Regions from separate parts of the Homo sapiens genome. Here region 2 is linked to region 1. Evidence: chromatin loops called from intact Hi-C (ENCODE). Cell type or tissue: dorsolateral prefrontal cortex. All regions are shown on one strand. Links, peaks and the distances in the headings refer to the core of each region. The heading gives the core; the rest is flanking DNA.

Evidence for each region. Peaks named below come from ENCODE experiments on the same cell type or tissue, not always from the same donor. Only the 100,000 strongest peaks of a DNase experiment are listed, where the experiment ranks them.
Region 2: a loop joins it to region 1, with 7 times the contacts of the local background. A loop is called at or near these places in 2 of 110 quality-filtered maps.

What each region holds. Positions count from the first base shown.
Region 1 is chr21:39,106,759-39,118,077 of GRCh38, reverse strand. No RefSeq gene overlaps it. Among named protein-coding and RNA genes, the nearest start is that of LINC02943, 28 kb to the right of the region's middle. In dorsolateral prefrontal cortex, for the core only: no CTCF peak of the experiment used is centred there; no DNase peak of the experiment used is centred there; H3K27ac peaks cover 2,000 bases.
Region 2 is chr21:38,951,752-38,961,187 of GRCh38, reverse strand. No RefSeq gene overlaps it. Among named protein-coding and RNA genes, the nearest start is that of ETS2-AS1, 18 kb to the right of the region's middle. In dorsolateral prefrontal cortex, for the core only: no CTCF peak of the experiment used is centred there; DNase peaks (open chromatin) are centred at 3,827 and 5,517; H3K27ac peaks cover 2,724 bases.

The DNA.
Region 1 (11,319 bases), core at 3,007-8,006:
GCTCCTGGGTTCCTCAGAGCTATTTTGTCAGCTGATGAAGAGGCTCGTAGGTCCAGCCACTTCTGTGATTGCTTGTTTTATCTCCGTGGATGGGGAGGGGGTCCCTGTCAGGGAGCTGGCAGCCCGTACTTGTTTTCCGTTTTGTGTGGACATCACACAGCTTTTTGAACAAAGCAAGAGTCTCACTCATGGCTTCTTGTGTTCTGAGATGTACTTAAATCCTTAAGCAGCGTCCGTGTGAACATGGGACAGCGAGAAGGCATTTGGACTCCTCTTCTGGGCCTTGTGTATTTTGTGGTGCTGAGGGGAGGGCAGGGCGAAATGGGGATGCTGTCTTTGACATGCTGCACAGGCCATGAGGCTGGCTCAGCCTACACTGTAGCGCAGGGACCAGGGCAGGGGAAGCCCTTTTATCTGTTGCTCCTGACTTGGCGGTTCTGTCCTAACAGCAGCAGGGTGGGGACTGCTGAGGATTCAAGAAAAACCAAAGCTCCAGGAAGGATCTGGGCCGATGTGAGGCCCAGCCAGGGGCTGTGTATTGACAAACAAGGACCTTCAGGGACTATCTGGTGGGGCGAGCTTTGCATGGTGGGGTCCTGGGGTGCGCTGGGGTTTTGATCACCACCCAAAGTCTTCATGCATTTGAAGTTTTATAGCCCAGTAATCCAAGGGGGCTGTTTCCTCCCACACAGTCTGCACATTTAGGGCTTCCTGGGGGAGCAGCCCTGTGGCAGAACAGCCCTGTGGCAGAACAACGCCGGCCCCTTCCTCTGGGCCACGCGTTACAAGGGAAAGGCTGAGCCGCCATCTGGGCACGATGCTCGGAGGGATTCCTTCTGCTCATGGCTGCGCTTGACGGTCCAAAATGAGCACCAGCCTTTCAGCATAACAGTGCACAGCCCAGGGTTCTGGAAGGTTCTGATTCTCATGAACCCCAGACCTTGTTCACGCCAAGTGAGCGCTTCAAGATTTTTCCGTGGTGCCAACCAGGCCCTTGAGCTTGCGGAGTGTGAGTCCCAGAGGCCGGCAGGGTCATTGCATGTAGACCAATGACTTCTCCCTGCAGACCACACGGGCAGGGCCCGGGACCTGGGCTGCAAACTCAAGGAGGCCCTCACATTCAGGGTGTGCACCTCTGCACTTCCCTGCTTCCTACACCTCACCCCTTCCCGGCCTAGACCATGTGCTGTCCACTCAGCATGCGTTTACTGAGGGTCCATTCTGTGGCTGGCTATGGGCTAGGCACTGCTGGGGTCATGGAAGTGGAGGAAACTCAGTTTCGGCCTCTGCATGACTTACAATCCATTTGGGGAGCCCATATGTCTACCAGCATATTAGGGTGTTCCAGAGAAACAGAACAAATAGGATATCTCTCTCCTTTCTCTCTCTCTCTCTTTTAACGAATTGGATCATGCAATTATGAGAGCTGGCAAGTCTGAAATCTTCAGGGCAGGCCCATTGGCTGGAGAGCCAGGGAAGAGTTGATGTCTGAAGATGATTGCCTGGCAGAATTCCGTCTTCCTCCAGGGACCTCCATCTTTTCTCTTATGACCTTCAATGGATTGAATGAGGCCCACTCTCATTATGGAGGGTAATTTGCTTTACTCAAAGCCTGTTGACTTAAATGTTAATCCCATCTAAAACATATCTTCACAGTAACGTCTAGACTGGTGTTTGACCTAACAACTGGTCACCACGGCCTAGCCAAGTTGACATATAAAATCAACCATTGCAACCAGTAACTACTAAAAAAAGTCAAATGCAATAAATGCATAATTGCACTGGAAGTATGCAGTGGCCCAAGGACCAGTGACTCTGGGGACTGGGAAAAGCTGCATGGAAGAGAAGATAACTTGGAGAAGGAGGAGGAGATTCCATTAGGCCTAATGTGGTGTGTGGTGGGGAGGCGCTCCTGGCCTCTGTCCTTCATCCCCAGCCCTTGTCTTTGGCATGGGCCTCCAAGAGAGTTGGGAGCAGGAAAGACCCTGGGTGGGCTGTTGTGCGTGAGGGGCCCAGAGGTCCTCGTGAAGCTGTGCTATGCATGAAAAATCCACAGTCAGCTCCAGTGCTGGGCTGTTGAGCCTGGACCTGGAGGGTTGAGGTCGCAGCATCTTGAGCCCAGGTCAAGCTCCTTGCAGGAGAGGCACTGAACTCTTCTGAGACATCCTCAGGAAACATGCGGTGCAGCCCTGCTGGAGTCCAGGGTTGGGGTAAGGCTTGTAGAAAGCTGCCACAACTCCCCACAAAGCCTGACAATGTTCTGACAGCTCTGCTGCCTCCGCAGGGGCTGGAACGCACCACTCCTGGTGGGGGTGGAGACTTAGGAATAATATTGACGTTGATTGATGGCATATTGGCCTGCATGGGTGGCTCATTCCTGCTGCACTGTCCTCAGCGAGCAAGGCACCAGAGGGATCATCTCCAGATGCCCAAAACCAGAGAGATGGAAAACATCATTCCGGGGCAAAGTGTGGTATGGGTTTCTCACTTCCCCTGGGAGCTGGTTGTGGGTCACACGACGTGTGCACAGAAAACACTCTGGCTTTCTGGGCTGGTCCTGCCGTGTTATTTGGAGGCCATTCAATACCTTCACAGTGAGGTTTCATTTTCCACTCACGAAGGGCCCAGAGCTCCCCAAGCTGCAGGGTAACACGTCTGCTATTGTTGAAAGGACAAGACACTCATTGAACACTCAACCCTTGGGTAGAAACACTACCTCACAGGCTGCGGGTGGAGCACAGGGGCAGGCCCCAGCAGGAGGTCCCATCCCAAGCATGGTGTTTAGAATGACAGTTCCCTGGCAGGGGGCTGTGCTGAGGTTGGCAAGCTTGGCTGTGGTACTCACTGACTTGGAATGTCAACCTCCCAAGGGGGGCTGTGCCTCCCAGCACACACAGGGGGGTCGGCAGTGTGGGGAGGGGAGGAGAGACCTGTGGAAATGACCACATGGCTGAGCTGGCCTGGTGCGTCTTGGGTTCAGGGTTCACTCGTGGGGGCATCTGACATCTGCTCTGTTATCCCTCCTGGGGGTGCCTTTGGCAGCTAAAAAACACTACCTGAACAGTCTTCTCGTGTTCAGGTCTTATGGTCTGCAGAGGGCAATTTATATCTATGAAGCAATAGTGACTCATGAGAATGCATTCAGTGCATTCAATGTCCAAGCCCAGCGTCTGGTCTCACTGTGTCCTGGGTTATGTGCAAAGCTTGGGATGCAGGTGGCTGAGTGGTCTGTGATGGACCCTGTCTGTGTTGAAGGAATGTTTGCCTTATTCTGGAAACTTCTTGAATCTGCAATGACCCTTAATGATCCCCTACAGAAGAAATCATTGTTCCCCTGAGAGCTGTGTTCTAAGATCTTTGTCAATGACTTTCATTTTTGATGAATTTTAGCTGAATATACAGAGTATTTGCCATGACATTTTCCTAGGAGTGGGATAAACTTGTTCCAAGCCATCTCTGGTAGACTCATCTGTTCCTTCTTGTGCCTATCATAGTGCGTCCAAGGTGGTTTATGCACGTCCCTTACTGACTCTTAATGTCCCTCTCAGAAATTAGCCAGGTCAATATGACCATCTTCAGGAGAACACTCTTTTATTTACACCGGGCCCTTATCTAGAAACCTAAAGTAGCACAGAGTGGTTTCCTGTGTCCAGTTCAATCCCCCAGTGCAGTGCCTGGCCCGGGTGCTACTGGCAGAATGCACTTCAGTTTCCGTAACCAGGCGTTCCTCTTTCAAGGAACACGCTGAAATTCAGGGCATATTCTGAATCATTTTGAGAGAGGGAAAAAATCCTACCTGAATGAGGAGACCTAGTTTGAGTCCTGCTCCTGCTGTAGAAGACCTCAGAGAAGTTAGTTTTTTGCCTTCCCTGTGCCTCAGTTTCTTCACTATAAAGGAGTGGCCAGTACCTGTACCATGAGGTCATTGTGAGAATTGGACAAAAGGATATGTAAGAAATAGTATCAACTGGTAGAAATGTTGTAAGAGGTTATTTTTCTTCTCATGGTCTTATCTCCTCTGACAGCACAACTTTTTTTTTCTGGAAAAGTTTTTCTTGGCCGGGTGTGGTGGCTTATGATGGTAATCCCAGCACTCTGGGAGGCTGAGGTGGGTGGATAATTTGAGGTCAGGAGTTTGAGACCAGCCTGGCCAACATGGTGAAATCCACCTCTACTAAAAATATAAAAATTAGCCGGGCATGGTGGTGGGCGACTGTAATCCCAGCTACTTGGGAGGCTGAGGCAGGAGAATCGCTTAAACCTGGGAGGTGGAGGTTGCAGTGAGCTGAGATGGCACCATTGCTCTCCAGCCTGGGCAACAGAGCAAGGCTCTGTCTCAAAACAAAAAAACAGAAACATTTTTCTTATGTTGAGCAGAAATCAGCTTCCTTATGTCTTATATCCGGCAGACCTAGTTGTTAGCTTTGGAGCAAAAAAAAGTAACTCCTAACTCTTATTCCAAGTGACATTCTTATAGATGTATAAGAACCTTCCTGTCCATCCACATTACCTCTGTCCATACTAACGCTTGACCCCCTCCACTATCACAGTGCCATTTCAATGCCTGGCATTATCTGGGCTGTCTTAAGAGGCTGTGCCCAGAAGAGAGGAGAATTCTCCAAACAGATGTAGTATATGCAGCTGTGTTCTCAGAGGCCTTTACTGTGTATTTTCCCTGCCTGTTCAATTGTAGGATTCTGAATGGCAGAGCCCCTTTCTGTCATTTGTCTTTTCTCTTGCATTCCAATGCCAGGTAAAGTTATTTTTATATATTGGATAAATAAAACATGTCATGGGCAATAATAATAATTTGCTTCAAGAGAGTGGTAAGTTGAAGCTAGTTTCTGAGAAAGGATTGTTGAATATTTGGAAATTTTGAGATCTGGTTGTTAAATGACTGAGAACTTCAAATTAGCCATGGTGGGATTATTTACACTTTGGAAATTGGCAAATGCTACAAATGAAGATTTTGTTTTTCCTCCCAGAGAGCTGGTTTGCCAGCACAGCACTGCTTTAAGATGAGAAAACCTCCTGTCATTCATTCCCGGAGAAAAATGACATTGACTCCCCCCTGCCCGTTGTTCAGAGGATAAAATTTAACTATGTTTTTTTGTGTTTGTTTTTGTTTTTTTTGGTTCCTGGAATATTTTTTTCTCAAGAAAGAATAAAAAGTAACCCTGGGCTAAAGATGGGCAACTGGAAAGAATGATAATGTTTCCAGGCACATGGAACCCATCCTCCTTCTCCTCCTTTTCTCAGGAAAGCTTTGGTTCAGCCAGAAAATCTGGCTGAGAAAAATATAAGACTTTGCAGACACTCCTCAGAATTTTAAACCATAAGTTTTACTGTCATCATTTTAGACACTTATTTGCTTTAAAGAAACTGTGGAGTAAGAATGTGAAATTCAGTTAACATTCAGGTCTGTTTTTTTTTTTTTTTAAATAACTTGCCATTTGGGAAGGCGATAAAGAGTGTTAATCTCAATTGCTTGGCTGAATGTCTTAGCAAAGTTTTTACTCTGCCAGTTCCAAGATTAGGTGCAGTGTTTCTCAAGGCATAATTTATTTTTGAAATGTTCCTTGGGTTCTGAAATTTCAGCATGCCAATGCTAAACTATTCCTTGAGGGAGAACGACTCTCCCTGAAGAGTCTCCAAGGCCTAATGTTGCTGAGCTTGACTGATAGGCAAAACATCGACAGCCTTAATTTTTTCTTTTCAAAACATGTTTAACTTCAGTAAACCTTAAGCCAAGCCTCTTGCAGATGGCAGACAGCTTAATTGCTGTGGTAACCTTGTCTGACGTTTTTTGGAAAACTTTGGGTGTTATAATAATCCATCGAACCCAGAGAAAATAGATTTCAACCCACACAAAGACATGCATATGGCTCAGAGTCTCAACTTGGCTGCTGAGGTTTTGTCCAAGGGTGTTTCTTTTTTTCCCTCCCTTTCCAGGCTTTCTGGTACAGCTTGCAAGTCCAGCATGTATTGTTTGGGCAGCAAATCAAGAGAGGCCCAAGATGAAATGAATCAGCGTTACTGTTTCTTCCCCTACCCCATCTGCCTTCCCGGAAAGTCTGAGATGTGGATGGTAAGAACAGTTGACTGTATCAATATATTATCTTTATTTTTTTGCCCATTTTTAGCCCATTTTGAAAAGCTTTATTGATATATAATTGATATACAAAAATTGCATATAATGTGTACATTTGGATGAGTTTGGACAAATCCATGTACCCAGGATATCATCACCACAATCAAGGTACTAAGCATATCCATCACCTCCAGAAATCTCTCTGTGGTGTTGTGTGTGCATGTGTGTGTGTGTGTGTTAACACTTAACCTGAGGTCTGTCCTTTTAATATATTGTAACGTGTGCAATACAGTATTGTTAACTCTAGGTGCTATGCTGTATAGCAGGTCTCCAGAACATATTCATCTTGTGTAACTAAAAATTTTACCTGTTGATGTTGGCTATTTTTGCAATTGGGTTTTACATCCTTTTCTTATTTGTTTGCAAGATAGCTTTACATTTTCTGAATATGTCCTTTCTTGGATATATGAATTTCAAAATCTTCCAGTTTGTGGCTTGCCTTTTGTTTCTCTTAATAGTTTTTTTTATGTATATGTCATCTCTCTCTATTTAAGTCTTCTTTGATTTTTCTCAGCAATGTTTATGAGTTGAGGAGGTTTTACACATCTTTTATTAGATTTATTCCTAGACGTGATAGTTTACTTATTTTTAAATTTCACGGATGGTTTGTGCCTCTAGGTTAATGTACATTGTCAATCCTTGAGGCGGCACCAGTTGTGTATTGCAATAATGCATTAGTTGTGCATTATAATAGTGCACTGGCGGTGTATTGCCATAGTGCACTGGCTGTGTATCACAGTAGTGCACTGGCTATGTATTGCCATAGTGCACTGGCTATGTATCACAGTAGTGCACTGGTGGTGTATTGCCATAGTGCACTGGCTATGTATCACAGTAGTGCACTGGCTATGTATTGCCATAGTGCACTGGCTATGTATCACAGTAGTGCACTGGCTATGTACTGCCATAGTGCACTGGCTATGTATCACAGTAGTGCACTGGCTGTGTATCACAATTGCAGTCTACATCTTCCTTGATCATGATCCATGGGCCAGACACCCACAGGCACGTTTTCTTGGGCAATGCATTTTTTCTTCCGTATCCTTGTATAATACGTAGGATGTTTTCTGAATGAATGATTTCTGGTTCAACACAGAATTTGTAATTTTGGGGATATGAGAAAAAAATTCAGCATGAAATCTGCAATTAGTTCTTGCAACTAAGATCGCTGCCATCTTAATGGCAAAGTTAAAAGTAAAACTCAGTGGAGAGTATCTTTGTTTATGTCAACGACCATGGGCTATGAAGTTTGATGACTTTTTCTCAACTGTGTTTATAAACACTGGCAAACACACTGTAGCATGGAGAGTGGCCAACTGAAACATGTTTGTACTTCAAATGGATTTATTTTCACCAGTTCCCCACACATGGGACATGTGACACCGTACCTCCTGAAGAGGTCTCAGTTTAGACCAGAGCTTCTCAACTTTGAACGGACAGCAGCCACCAGAGAGCTCATGAGAATCCATAGTCCTGGGCCCCTTATCCAGAGATGGACTGATCAGTATTCATGGGGCCAGTTAATCTACTTTTTAAACATGTATCCCAAATGATTGTGAGGGAGATAGTATGGGGACCGCACACTGTGAACTCCTGGCATTATTATGGAAGCTCAGTTTTGTCACATATTAGCTGTGTGACCTTGAGCAAGTCACTCTATTTCACTAAGCCCTAGTTTCTACATTTTAAAGAAGTGACAATACTGTATGAGTTAGGTTGCTTTCAGCTGCAACTAACAAAAAACCTGATTTCATCTGGCTTCAACAATCACGGGATTTTACTGGTCTTGGCAATTTAGGAGTCCTGATTTTAGAAGAACAGTAGATGTATTAATCAGCATTGTGAGCACCAGAAGCATGGAGGCATAACGCCACGATGTACACCTCTTGCTCACCGACAATTCAGTGCCGCTAGCTGGGCCCCTCCTCCATTCCTGATGCAGAGATCCACGTTCCTGCCCTCTTGTTTTCCCCATCTCGGCACCTGGCTACTAAGAGCATCATGGGATCAGGAGAGAGGAAAGCACACTGGCTCTTACCTGCCTTAGCCAAGAAGTGACACATACCACTGTCATTTACAATTTAGTGGCCAGACCTAGACATATGGCTCCAATTTAACTGCAAGGACATCCAGCCTCCAGAGCTGAGACAATAACCTACCGCATCTGGGGCACTTCAGTATGGCAGCCCTAGTGGCTCAAGGCACGTGGCAAGCACATGGAATATTTCATGAGTACTAACTGCTTCTGCCAAGCTGAGCTTGAGGTATAACTGCACCAGGCTCTGGTTCTGTTTCTCTGTGGTTCTTTTGCCTCTGCCTTGTCCTACATCATGAATTGGCTTTGTTGGATGAATTGGCTCAGGCTGGCTTCCCTCCTGGTTGCAAGAGGATGTCCAAGGGCATCCAGGCTTCACATCTTCCTATTAATATTTGGGGAGAGAGGTGGTGTTTCCTCCTCCATCTGAAACAGAGCTCTTGAGCTCTTGAGACTGACTTAGGACACACACTGTCCACCCTGGACACAGTCGGGGTCCATCTTTGGTGCTAAGGATAGGGCCAACCTCATCCTAATCAGAATGCAGCGCTTGGGAAGGAATGGAATGGATGTGGGGAGGCTGCAACGATCCCCACACCACACACCTGCATCCCAGGGGTGGTCATGAGCTCTAAAAAATCAGATCCTGACAAAGCACTTGGCTAGTGGCTGGAACTCGAAGGTCTCGGTAAATATCAGCTGTGATGATGATTATTTAACGAAAAGTGTTGTTAGACATTGGGGCACAAACAATATTGTCCTAAACCCTGAGTTGGTGAAGGCGATGCCAGCTGCTAGAACACATAGTTCCCACATTTGGGATCTTTCATGCTGAGAGGCGGAACTGAGAGAGCGGCTCAGGGACCCAGGGGCCTGTGTCATTCATCCTGTGGTCCACCGTGGCGCCCCGGGCTCCCTTGCTTCCTGCTGGGTGGTGGAGGAAGGGAGGAGGAAGGGTTCTGTAGCAGCTTCTTATGGGCCAGCATGGATATGGCTTCCTTGCTTTCACCCCATTCCATCAAGAGGAGCCTGCCCTCATCTGCCAGGGAGGCTGGGAGATGAAGTCTGGCCTGTACCCAGGAAGTAGAGGGCAGAGTTTGAGGACGCAAGGGAGCGGAGAGGTTCTCTCTCGACTCTGCAGACCTGGGCTTCCAAAGCCCCTCCTTCACTCATTCAGCAAGGGCTTAGCGAGAGGATGAGGAGCGCGGCCCGCCCTTGGGGAGCTCCCGTTCTCAGCCCACACCTGGTTAGGGCCCCTGGAGCCCGGGCCTTGTTGGGCAGACACAGGTCTCCCCGCTACCTTGCACACCTGTGGGAACAGAAGAATCTATGGAAGGTGGTACCTGGTGGGGGCAGGGGTAGGAGGAGCTGAGGAAGGAACCAGCTCATGCCAAGAGGTAGAGATTGGACTTTTGACCAGACTTGGGCCCGATATGAGCCAAGACAGCCCCCAAGAGCCCCCTGAAGCCTCAGTTGGGGGAAGGCCACGAGTGGGGTTGTGCCTCAGTGGACAGGGTGGGCTATGAGACAGTGCGCGGCTGGAGCGGGCGCCCGAGGAGGCATTTATTAGTGGCTTCCCTCCTCCATCCTGTTTCTCATCCAAGTGGTTTTGTGCATACACACCCCATGGCTGTTGGGTCACTAGATTGGGATTGATGGCCTGGACTCAAATTAGTAGTTCCATATTCATAGGCTCTGAGAAAAACCTTTTCTTTTTGTTATGTTGTATTTACTCACGTGCTGTAGACGGCACCAGTTCAACGCAGATGGAACCCCAAGGCTCAGAGCTTGCTGTACTTGCTTCGGCCTCCGCAGCACCTTGGTGCCAGGATTCTGAAGGAAAACCACACCATCAACAGCACTCGCCCCTGGGGCTGGGTCCCCGTGGGCGGCCCCACCTTCATCCTCTTCGTTTCTTCACCACCCATCTCTTGCTGCCTCCGTCAAAGCCGCTGTGTAACCAGATGTCCTTTATTTCCTTAAATACTCTCAAGTATTTGTTCTCATTCAGAACTGTCCCTGCAGAAATGACTTCTCCCAGGGCGCAGTGGTGGGTGTTGGCGACCTGCTTGCCTTCCCACTGCCTTCTCCAGGAAAGGCAAGGACGTGGAGTCCCTTCGCAGAAAAGAAACTCTCCACATAGGAGCAGGAAAAGGTTCATTTTCATTTGGAAGCTTTGGACTGAGAGCCAGGAAGAGTCCCAGGAAAAAAGACTTAAGTAGCAAGAAACCACATTTTAAAGCATAGAGGCAGCCTTTCTGGGGTTCAGGGGTTCAGAGGCGTCTTCCAGCATCAGGCTGCCTTCCCTCTTTCTGCTTGGCCACCTCTGTGGGATGGGTGCTTCCTAGGCCTATCTTCTGCTGGTTGAAAGAAGGCTGCTGCTGCTCCATCCATCACCTCCACACTCAGCCGGTTTAGAGTCAGACCTATTTCTCCTCACATGCCTGTCTTTATCAGGGAAGAAAACTTTTCTAGATATCACTGCCACTACCCAGGTTTCTTCCAGCCCGCCCACCACGCTCACCCAATCCACACCCCCTTGACTTGACTCCCTGCATGCTGTACACAGGCCAAGGCGGATTCTTCCTCAGGTTCGCCCAGGTTCACATCTCCTAGGTGCCTTCCTCTTCCTCTTCCGCCTTTTCTGAGCTGAAGGCTGGGGCTCTCCCTGGGGCTTGCAATTTCCTCTACTCTATGCCCGGGAGAGCAGGCTACAGGCCCCGATGCTCCAGGGCTCTCAGGTATCTTTCTGGATATGGTTAAAAGCTCTGTGCTCCAACCATCGAGGTGTGGGCTGCAGGGGGTCAGGTTTTCACTTGCTCCTGCTCTCCATTCTTCTGTCTCGGATCCCCTGGATCAGCCAAGGCAGAGGCTTGGGTTTCTAACATCCTTTGACCTTCTGGCGTCCTACCTGCGGCTGGGCCGTTCCCGTGGGAGGAAGTCCTCCTACCCCAGGGAAGAGCCTCGCTGAGCTGGTGCTTCTCTGCTTGCTCCCCGTGTGCTAAGGAACTTAGAAAATCCTCCTCCTCAGTGAGAACTGGCTTTCATGTGACAGTCGTGCCAAGATGCAAACAGATTCCCACTTGACAGCCCCAGTTGAGGAAGACTTTGTTATTAAGTAAAGTAAGTGCGA
Region 2 (9,436 bases), core at 3,340-8,339, 160 kb after region 1:
GTGACAGGTGTCATGGAGAATGGTGGGCAGGTGGGGTTGCAACCTCTTCCTGGAAGAACTTCATCGTGAGTTTCCCAGTGAGAGAGAGACAGAGAACTAAGCCAGTCATGCACCGCTGGATGATTTATTGTTTTTTTGTTTTTTCTCTCTAGACAAACAATATAATTATAGAAGCAGGCATGTGTTAGCCTAAGCTCTTGTCAATCACACCCAAGTTATAGTTTCTTCGGCCTGCAAGCTCCATTGCCACTCCTTATTAGAAAGATCATCTGAGCTGTACTCCTAGGCGGGTAGGTGTGAGGCCTTTATGTTTCAGGTATTGTGTTTCTAGTGAACTCTAATCTGCCTTCCCTGCGCGATGGAGAGGTGGAAATGGAGCGAGAAGGGGAAAGGTGGAAGACAATGGGGAAAGTTCTTATTGTCACAACAGGAGGAAACATCAGCTTAGACCTGGCTCATTCTTTGGGATAGAATAACACTGGTAATAGTTGAGTTTAACCTTCAGTATAGTTGAGTTTAAGCCTAGCTCTGCGTGGTTGGAAAAATGTAATGAATTTGCAGTGTATAAACTGGTCCATTGAGTTTTATTTTAAAAATCTTCTTTAAACATATTTAGCAATTAAAAAAATGTATTTGGAATATATCTGTGACCTGTCTGCATACATTTCAGATTGACCGAAAAGGGTCACCCTTCCTGTCAAAGTTTCAAGATTCCTGTTAAATGCTGACATCCTCACTTTTTTTTTCTCTCCAGTTGATTTTTTTCTTAGATAAGCCATTCTCTAGTTGAGAAGGAAGACTCTGTTTTGTCTTCATGTGCAGAATCCCTTGGCCTTTGTTTGTCACTGAGTTGGGCTCTCCTGTCTGAGTGACGAGGCTGTGTCCCTCAGAGGTCCTTGGACCAGAGCCTTGGGCAAATCTGAGCCCACTTAGGCATCAGACAAATGCTGTGGGTTAGGTGTGATTATCAGCATGTAAAGCACATACAACTCTTATTGATCATCACCCAAGGTATTCTGAGAGCCACGAATTTGTTTAATATCACTGGAAACTGTTTTAGAGCAAGCATTTCAACAGACTTGAATTTCCTTTGGAAAGAAAGTGGAGTAATATGGTTTTCTGGAGGGATTTATTGTTCTTGTTGAGATATTTGAAGGCCCACGTCAGGCCTTATACTCTCCAGGAAATTCTCCAGGAAGGTAGTACCCCACAGTAAAGAGCTGTTGGTCCACAGTGAACCCTGAGCTGGGACTTTCTCCACAACTCACCACCTCACTCTCAGCCTCAAGTTACTCGTTAAAGGCCTTCCCTGGCTGTCTGGTTGGGCCACATGCCTTGCTGGTCACTCACATGACATCCTCACTGTCTTATTGCAATTGGAGTGGCGTAAAACAACCATGGATTATCTCACAGTTCTGTAGGCAGAAACCCAGGCGCGGTGGGCTCAGGGTCTTGCATGTCTGGAATCAAGCTCTCAGAAGGGCTTCGTTCTCTTTTGGAGGCTGTATGCATTTCCCGTGCTGCCGTAATAAAGTGCCACAGCTGGGTGGCTTCAAACAACAGACATTTCTTCTCTCCCAGTTCTGGAGGCTAGAAGTCTGAAGCTAAGGTGTGGGCAGGGCCCTGCTCCCTCTGAAGAAGAGTCCCTTCCTTGCCTCTTCCAGCTTCTGGTGGCTCCAGGCATTGCTTGGTTTGTGGCTGCGTCACTCCATTCTCTGCCTTCACATGGCCTTCCCCTCTGTGTCTGTGTCTTCTCTGCTGTCTCTTATAAGGATGCCTGTAATTGACTTTAGGGCCCATTGTGTAATCCAGGGTGACCTCATTTTGAGATCTCAAACTTAGTTACATCTGTAAACTCTCTTTTTCCAAATAAGGTCACAGTCAGAGTCCAAGGGTTAGGACAGGGATGATCTTTTGGGGAGGAACCATTCAACCCACTCCAGCTGCCTTGCTTGGGGTAGCTACTGTTAAAAACTCTCTACTCAAAGCCTCCCAGGGGTTTTACCAAGAAATCTTATCACACTCATTTTAACATGAGTCATGCCTGAAATAACTGCAGTGTAGAAAAGTAGCATCTTGAGAAACATAATAAAGAATTCTGTTCTGTTCTGTTCTGTGGAAAATGGCTCAGGGCAGTGGTGCAAAACCCAGGTTAATCATCTCCGAGGTTAACTCAAGTAGCACCTCCTAGGATGTTTGCTTTGGAAGGGTTTGCATTTGAGGGTTGAGCTTAAATTGCTTCTTCATCTCCGATGATCACTCCATTGCTTGTTTAAAAGGCATCAATACTCAATCAAGTTAGCTGGAATGGGTTGAATTGTGGCCCCCCAAAAAGCTACGCCCACATCCTAACCCTCGGACTCTGTTTGAAGTTTGGGAGTGAGGAAGGAAAACTTTCTTCCATGTTGGGCTGTTGTAATTTCTATTTTTACTCTGATAGGCCCTGTATAATAAGCCCCTGAAAACTTTGAGACTTACCGTTTACTCATTCCTAATCATGATCTGAAAAACAGACTGTCTTTAGAGAACACAAGAATCAGTTTATAATTTGTGCTTCTACACATTGTTCTCCCACCTGGGAGCAAGGGGGCTTGGCCAGCAGACAGGACTGGTGTGTGTACTCATGACAGGCATAGGAGAAGAGGCAGGTGGCAATCCACGGCTCCTGTATCAGCTTGAATCCTCCACCGAGTGTCTCTTCCTGTTGGTAAACAGAGATAACAGCCTAATCCTGGGGCTGCTGGGAATGACACTGCCACAGCTCTGGGCACCTGTCAGCCAAGGACAGATGGCGACCACTGCCACCCACAGTCTGTCCCAGGGAGAATTTATGGTGAGACTCCTGGGGTCTGGGAACATCCATCCATGGGCTGATGTTGAGGGTATGCCCCACCTGGAGGAATCGTAGAGTCTTTCTGTCAGTAACATCCCCATTGACACCTAGCTAGACCCTGGCCTCTGCTCCCACTCCACCATGTCCATCTCTTACTCCATCATCCTACACCTCAATGATGTCAACATTCCTCTCCCTGCTCCCTCTTGGCCTCAAAGTGTGTCTGGCAAAAAGCAAGTCCAGTCATGACTTTCCTTTGCACAGAGCAGTGAGTGCCATCCCACTCAGAGGCAAAGTCAAGGTGCTCCTGGTGGCCACCTGGCCTCAGTGTACCTGCCTCACCTCTCACCTGCTCGTCCCCATTTACTCCATGCCCACAGCCACACGGCTCCCAGGATCAAGCTGGCCCTACTTCCCCCTAGGCCCTTCCCACTCCCTCTGCGTAGAAGGACCATTTTCCCCCCAGGTAACCACAGAGCTCCCTCTGCACCTTCTCTCCCTGTTTGCTCTAAGATCACCTTTCCACCAAGGCAACCCCTCCACCCGCACCGCCCCCCCAGCTGTCTTTACCCCATAACTCTTAGAGTTTCCTTATCTGTTTCCTCTCTGTCTCCACCTGTAGAGTGGAAGCTCCAGGGAAGAAGGGATTTTTTGGGTTTTATTTTGTATTTGGCAGCTACTTCCCCAGTGCCTACAGTGGTGCCCCATGCTCCATAAGCCTGGGGGAATATTTGTTGAATGAATGAATGAGTGCAAGAAAGAATTAAAAGCAGCATTTGCTAAGTGTCCTGTCAACCCATCTGTTCAGAAATGGCTTTGGCATTTCTGTCTGAAATGAGTCACCTGCTTAGGGGCCTCACGATTCTTTTCTCCTCGCCCACAGAATTTATTTTTTAATGATGAAAGGCTGGATCATTTGAAATCACTGTGGGATGTGTGCTTTTCTAGCCCCGAGTGTGGCGCTGACCATGTAATTTTCCATGCACCAGTTTAAGAAAGCAGTAGATTTCCACCAAGAAAGAGGAAGGAGCTGGCGGCCAAGCCGGGAGTGGTATTTTACTGGGGAAAAACAGGGGTGGCTGATATACAAAGCAATCTGCAGGCTTGGTGCTGACACCATAGCCTTCCAGCGACCAGGTGCAGAAGCTCAATATAGAAAGCTCCAAAACGGAATGTTTATTACCTATTACCTGAGAAGTACACACTTTCAATTTGCCCTGCCCCGAAATGTATTTCTGGGAAAGCAGCCTTATCTCTAGCGTGGCTTGGTAGCAACAGCTCTGCTTAGTGTCATTATCTGGAGAGCAGCTGTCTACACTCACCTTTTAAAAAGGTGCTTCTAACAAACAAGCAATCTAATTTATTAAGCAAGCTGGCTTGGGCTGAGGGAGGAAGGCAGGTGCTTTCATTCAGCTTGCTCACAGGATATTGTTCTTACAGAGCTTCCCACTTGTTTGTTCTTTATTCCCTTCATTTCCCTGCTTAAGAGAGCTGTTTGCCCGGCACGCTGATTTACAGAACAGGGAGTGATCTGGATTTATCTGTGGGTTCACTGGCCTCCCACAGGGCTTATGGATGGTCTCAGTTTCAGCTGCATCACACGCTGCCTGATGAAATTGACAATATTCGGCCAAACACCAACTGCATGTGGTTCAACCTAAGGGTATTTTACATTGAAGGGCAAAGTTACAGATTTCAAAGCAAAAGACCCAAGTTCACATCTGATCACCTGCTAACTGGCTACGTAATCTTGGGAAAGTTCCTTGGTTTCTCTGATCATTCCTGGTCCTCATCTGTAAAACAGTTCAATTAATAGCCAGCTAGGAAGCCATGATGGGAAGCACTTGCGGCTGCTTATATAAAGCACTCAGCACAGTGCCTGGCACGAAGGAAGCTTTCAGTAAGTGGTTGGTGGTGCTTATTTGCGGCCATGGCTTATTGAGACTGGAAGCTGTGGGGACTCCGGTGCACGATGGTGGATGTTCCATGAATGCTGGCAAGAAGAGTGAGCATGGGGTGAGCTGAGAACTCAGAACTTAGCTTCTTAGATGCCTGCTTTGTGTATAGTTTTGCCCTGTCCTAAAGCCCAACGTGCACCGATGTTTTGCATCATTGTTCCTGTTGCATATGTTACTTATCACTCGTCATGAGCTTGTTTATATCCACCCACAGTCAGGGGTTCTCCTCCTCCCTCCTCTGCAGGCAAATCCATGTCTGGCTCTCCAGGCGAAGGGGGTGGGGTGAGTGGTGGACCAGGAGGTCCTGATGGGGTTGGCCTCAGCTTGCCCTGGGCATTCTGCAGCCTATGGCCTCTCCATAGCCACTTTGCCTTTTATCTCTGGCTTCTCCAGGCCTAGAACAGGATCTGGTTTTGTAGGCAGAATCAAATACACAATTTGCAGGGCCCACAGTACAAAAGGAAAATGCAGGACTCCTTGTTCAAAAATCGTTAAGAATTTCAAAATGGCAGCCACTGAGCATTAAACCACGAGCAGGGCCTTCTGAGGGCGCCCGCTGTGGCACTACCTGCAGGTGCCTGTGATGCCAGCCCTGTTGGTAGGCAAGAAATGTTTCTTGAGTTGAGCTAAATAAAAGTTAATTCAATGCACACAGATGCCTGGGTGCTCCCAATGTATCCTGCTGTTTTGCAGCAACATGAGTAAGTGTCAGGCTGAGGGACATGAGTCACTAACGTGACCTGAGCACTCGGCTCGTTGGGTGATGCTCAGCTCTGGCGTGGGTGTGATAGAGCCTCTAGAACATGCCTGTGCTTGGGCACCATCCCAAGAGATTCTAATTTGAGTTGATTGGGTCCACAGTACAAGGCGTTTCTTTTCTCCTCAGCAACAGTGACAGAATCATGGCAAACATGTTATTTTTTTAGCATTATTAATTTCCATTGTGGTAAAGTACACATAATGTAAAATGTTCCAACTTAACCATTTTTACGGAGAGTTCTATGATACTAGGTACATTCACACTGCTGTGCAACGATCCCCACTATCCATCTCCAGGCCTGTTTCTGTCTTGCAAAAGTGAAATTTGCTATGCGTGAAACCCTAACTCCCCATTCCCTACAGCCCCTGGCAAACACCATTCTACTTTCTGTCTCTATGGACTTCATTCCTCCAGGTGCCTCATGTAAGTTGAAATCATACAGTATTTGTCTTTTTGTGACTAGCTCATTTCACTCGGCAATATGCCGTCAAGGACTATCCATGGTGTAGCCTGTGTCAGAAGCGCTTTCCTTTTTAAGGCTGAATAATATTGCATTGTATGTAGAGACCACATTTTGTTTATCTATTCGCCTGTTTGCTTCCACCTGTTGGCTATTTTGGGCAAACGTATCCTTTTTATAGTAGTGTGGTTTGATTGCCAGTCCCACTCACAGATAGGAAAGTCGAGGCTAAGAGAGTGTGAGTAGCTTGTCCACACAAGCAGAGAAGGCTCCTGATTCTGAACTGTCTGCTTCCTGCCCCTTGCTCTCTTCACCTTTCCACACTTCCTTTTACTCCTGCAGAAGGGTGCTTGTTTTTTTGCATTGAGATAAGCAGTGAGTATTTACCTAATGACTGGCTGAGTAGTTTTCCTCCCTTTCATGCCCAGTGGATAAGCTGCTGCTGGTAGAAAATTGGATACACACAGGTGTCCCCTTATTGGAGTCTTGTGTTCACAACACGTGTGAGCACCTGGTTGCTTCAATGACAGGGTTTGCTCAGCAGGTGAAGAGGTAGCGGCACCCTGTGCTTCTCCAGGGCCTGACACAAGACATGTGGAGAGGACAGACACAGGGGAGGTCCCACAGCAAAAAACTGGTGGCTGTGAGGTCTGTAAAGCCATTAATTTCTACTAATTCCTTTCAAGTGTGGTGGGAAAAGCTGAACTTTGAGATTTCTACCCTGAACCCACCGTTCCTAACATGGGAAGTTGGTGTTCATGACTTATTCTCCCCAAGCCTTAGTTTCTTGATCTTCTCACCGTTAGACAGAGATGATAGTACCCACCTCAATGGGCTTTTGTGAATATTAAATCTGCAGTGAGGGTTAAGCTCCCAGGATACACCGGCACCCACCATCAAGACACACATATGTCTCCTGCTCTTATCTTTCTATTCTCCCTTGGAAGCATAAGTGTTTAATTTATTGTTTTAGTGTGTACATTTTGAAGAAAATGACCTGTTTTGTGGCCAAATGAATGGAAACTTCTCTTTATTCATTATGTGAAGAGGAGATTGGCTCTGTACGATCAACACACTTGTCGTTTCTTTTTGATATGAAAGACAGTGGGACATTATTTTTTCCAAAAGTTTTGAGACTGAAAGACAAACTTTTCTAAACCTACAAATGTGATAAAGTAGACAAAGAAAGGCAGGGGTTGGGGTCAGGTTTTCTAATGCATCATTAAAAAAAAGTCTATCTCTTTTGGACTTTCTTGGATGTGCTGCTCCTTTGATGACTCTGATGAGGACCTCATTGGGGAATGGAAATCTCTGGAATGAATTTTAAAAAAAGTGTGTGTTTTACTGGCATATTTCTAAAGTCCTTAAAGTACTTCTGTAATAACAATCTCTATGAAAGATCAAGTCCTACAACAGGGCAAACTGAGTTTTAGATAATCGAGCATGATCCTGTAATTGATGACGTCATTGATCCCTTTTGTGTTGCCTTCACTGGTCATTTTCTTGTTTTCTTTTTTTTTGAGATGGAGTCTCGCTCTGTTGCCCCAGCTGGAGTGCAATGGCACAATGTTGGCTGACTGCAACCTCCGCCTTGCAGGTTCAAGCAATTTTCCTGCCTCAGCCGCCTGAGTAGCTGGGATTACAGGCACCTGCCACCATGCCTGGCTAATTTTTGTATTTTTTAGTAGAGACAGGGTTTCACCATGTTGGCCAGGCTGGTCTCAAACTCCTGACCTCAGGTTAACCGCCCACCATGGCCTCCCAAAGTTCTGGGATTACAAGCATGAGCCATCGTGCCAGGCTCACTGGTCATTTTCTACTCAAAGGTGGGGAGAGGGATGTCCATTCCTCTCCTGGGCTATACTCTTGGGCCAGGACTCTGTCCACATATTTAGTGGCTCCAGCTGTGGCAAGGTGGTGTTGACAAGGCTTGTTGTGTCTTTGCATATTCCTGGTGACTTCGCTGCTGTGAACATCACCAGCCAGGGGATCTAAAGCACTGTTTAGACCTTTTGGTGTTGTTGAATGTCGTCATGTCAACTGTATAGTGACTGTAACATTGCTAGTCATGTCAGCCAAAGTGGATGCCAGCAGACCAGATGAAGTCACCCATCTGGCTCTGCAAGCCTCTGCCCATGTATTTAATCTGTCATAAAGATTTGCTAAGCTCCTGTCCTCAAATATCTTACTGTCAACACAAGTCACCAAATTACCCGTGAAACACACTGTGTGCCATGTGGACTTATAATTAGATTATCATAAGACTGGAAATTAGAGGAAGAAGTGGAAGGGCTGTGGGTGGTCAGGGAACACCTTGTGGGGAAGGAGGATAGAGTGCTGAGATCTGAGTGGGAAGATTTGGAAGGGAAAGAAAACCAGAGAGGGCTTTCCCAGCCAGGGAACTGGCATTGCCATAAGTGGAGAGGTGGGGCCAAGTCCAAGCTCTCATGGAATGTTGGGGTTCAGTAGAAGCTGGAGCAGGTACTCGGTGACCTGGGGTCCAGCATAGCCATGAGCTTGCTGAGTAAGCCTAGCCAAGTCACTAGATCTTTTGTGGCCTGGTTCTTCATCTATAGCATTGGAGCATGGAGGTATATACCCAAAAGAACTGTAGACAGAAACTCAAGTGCTTACACACTAATGCTCAGAGACACAGTAATTCGCAGTAGCCAAAAGGTGGTGGAAACAACCCCAATGTCCATCAATGGGGAGACGAATGTCTCCCTACAATAGATTATTATTCAGCCATAAAAAGGAATACCTCCTGATATGTGCTACAGTGTGGATGGACCTTGAAAACATTATGCTAAGTGAAAGATGACAGATCTAAAAAGGCACATATTGTCCGATTCCATTGATATGAAATACTAGAATAGGTAAACCTGTACCCACAGGAAGCAAATTGGTGGTGCTATGGGGTAAAGGGAGGAGGGACTGGAGATTGATTGCTTAATGGGTTTGGTGCTTATTGGGGTTGATGAAAATGTTTTGCAACTAGATAGAGGTGGTGGTCACACAATGTTGTGAATGTACCGAATCTTTCCTTTTAAAATGCTTAATTTTATGTTCAGCTCAGTTAAAAAAAATGGGGCATTGTATTAAATCCAAGCATTTCAGCTTTCCTCTGTGGGTCCTGAGGAATTCTGGGGAGAGGCCCCTACAGGGCAGGAGAAAGGTTTTACCTTCCCCTGTCCTCTCTCTCCTTCGATGAGCACAGCTGTACTTTAAATATGTGATACCCTGGGAAGGCAGTAAGATTTCATGGGAAGAAAAGCTTCCCAAAGACGTTATCCTTTTTTAAAAATGATGAAAGGTGAGTTCAGCTTTCTGGTATCTTTGCTAGATGGGAAATTCTATCATTTCTTTGGGAATCGGCCATGTGTCATTTTTCAGCATCACCTAGACCTCTGGGCTGTGGCCCTTCT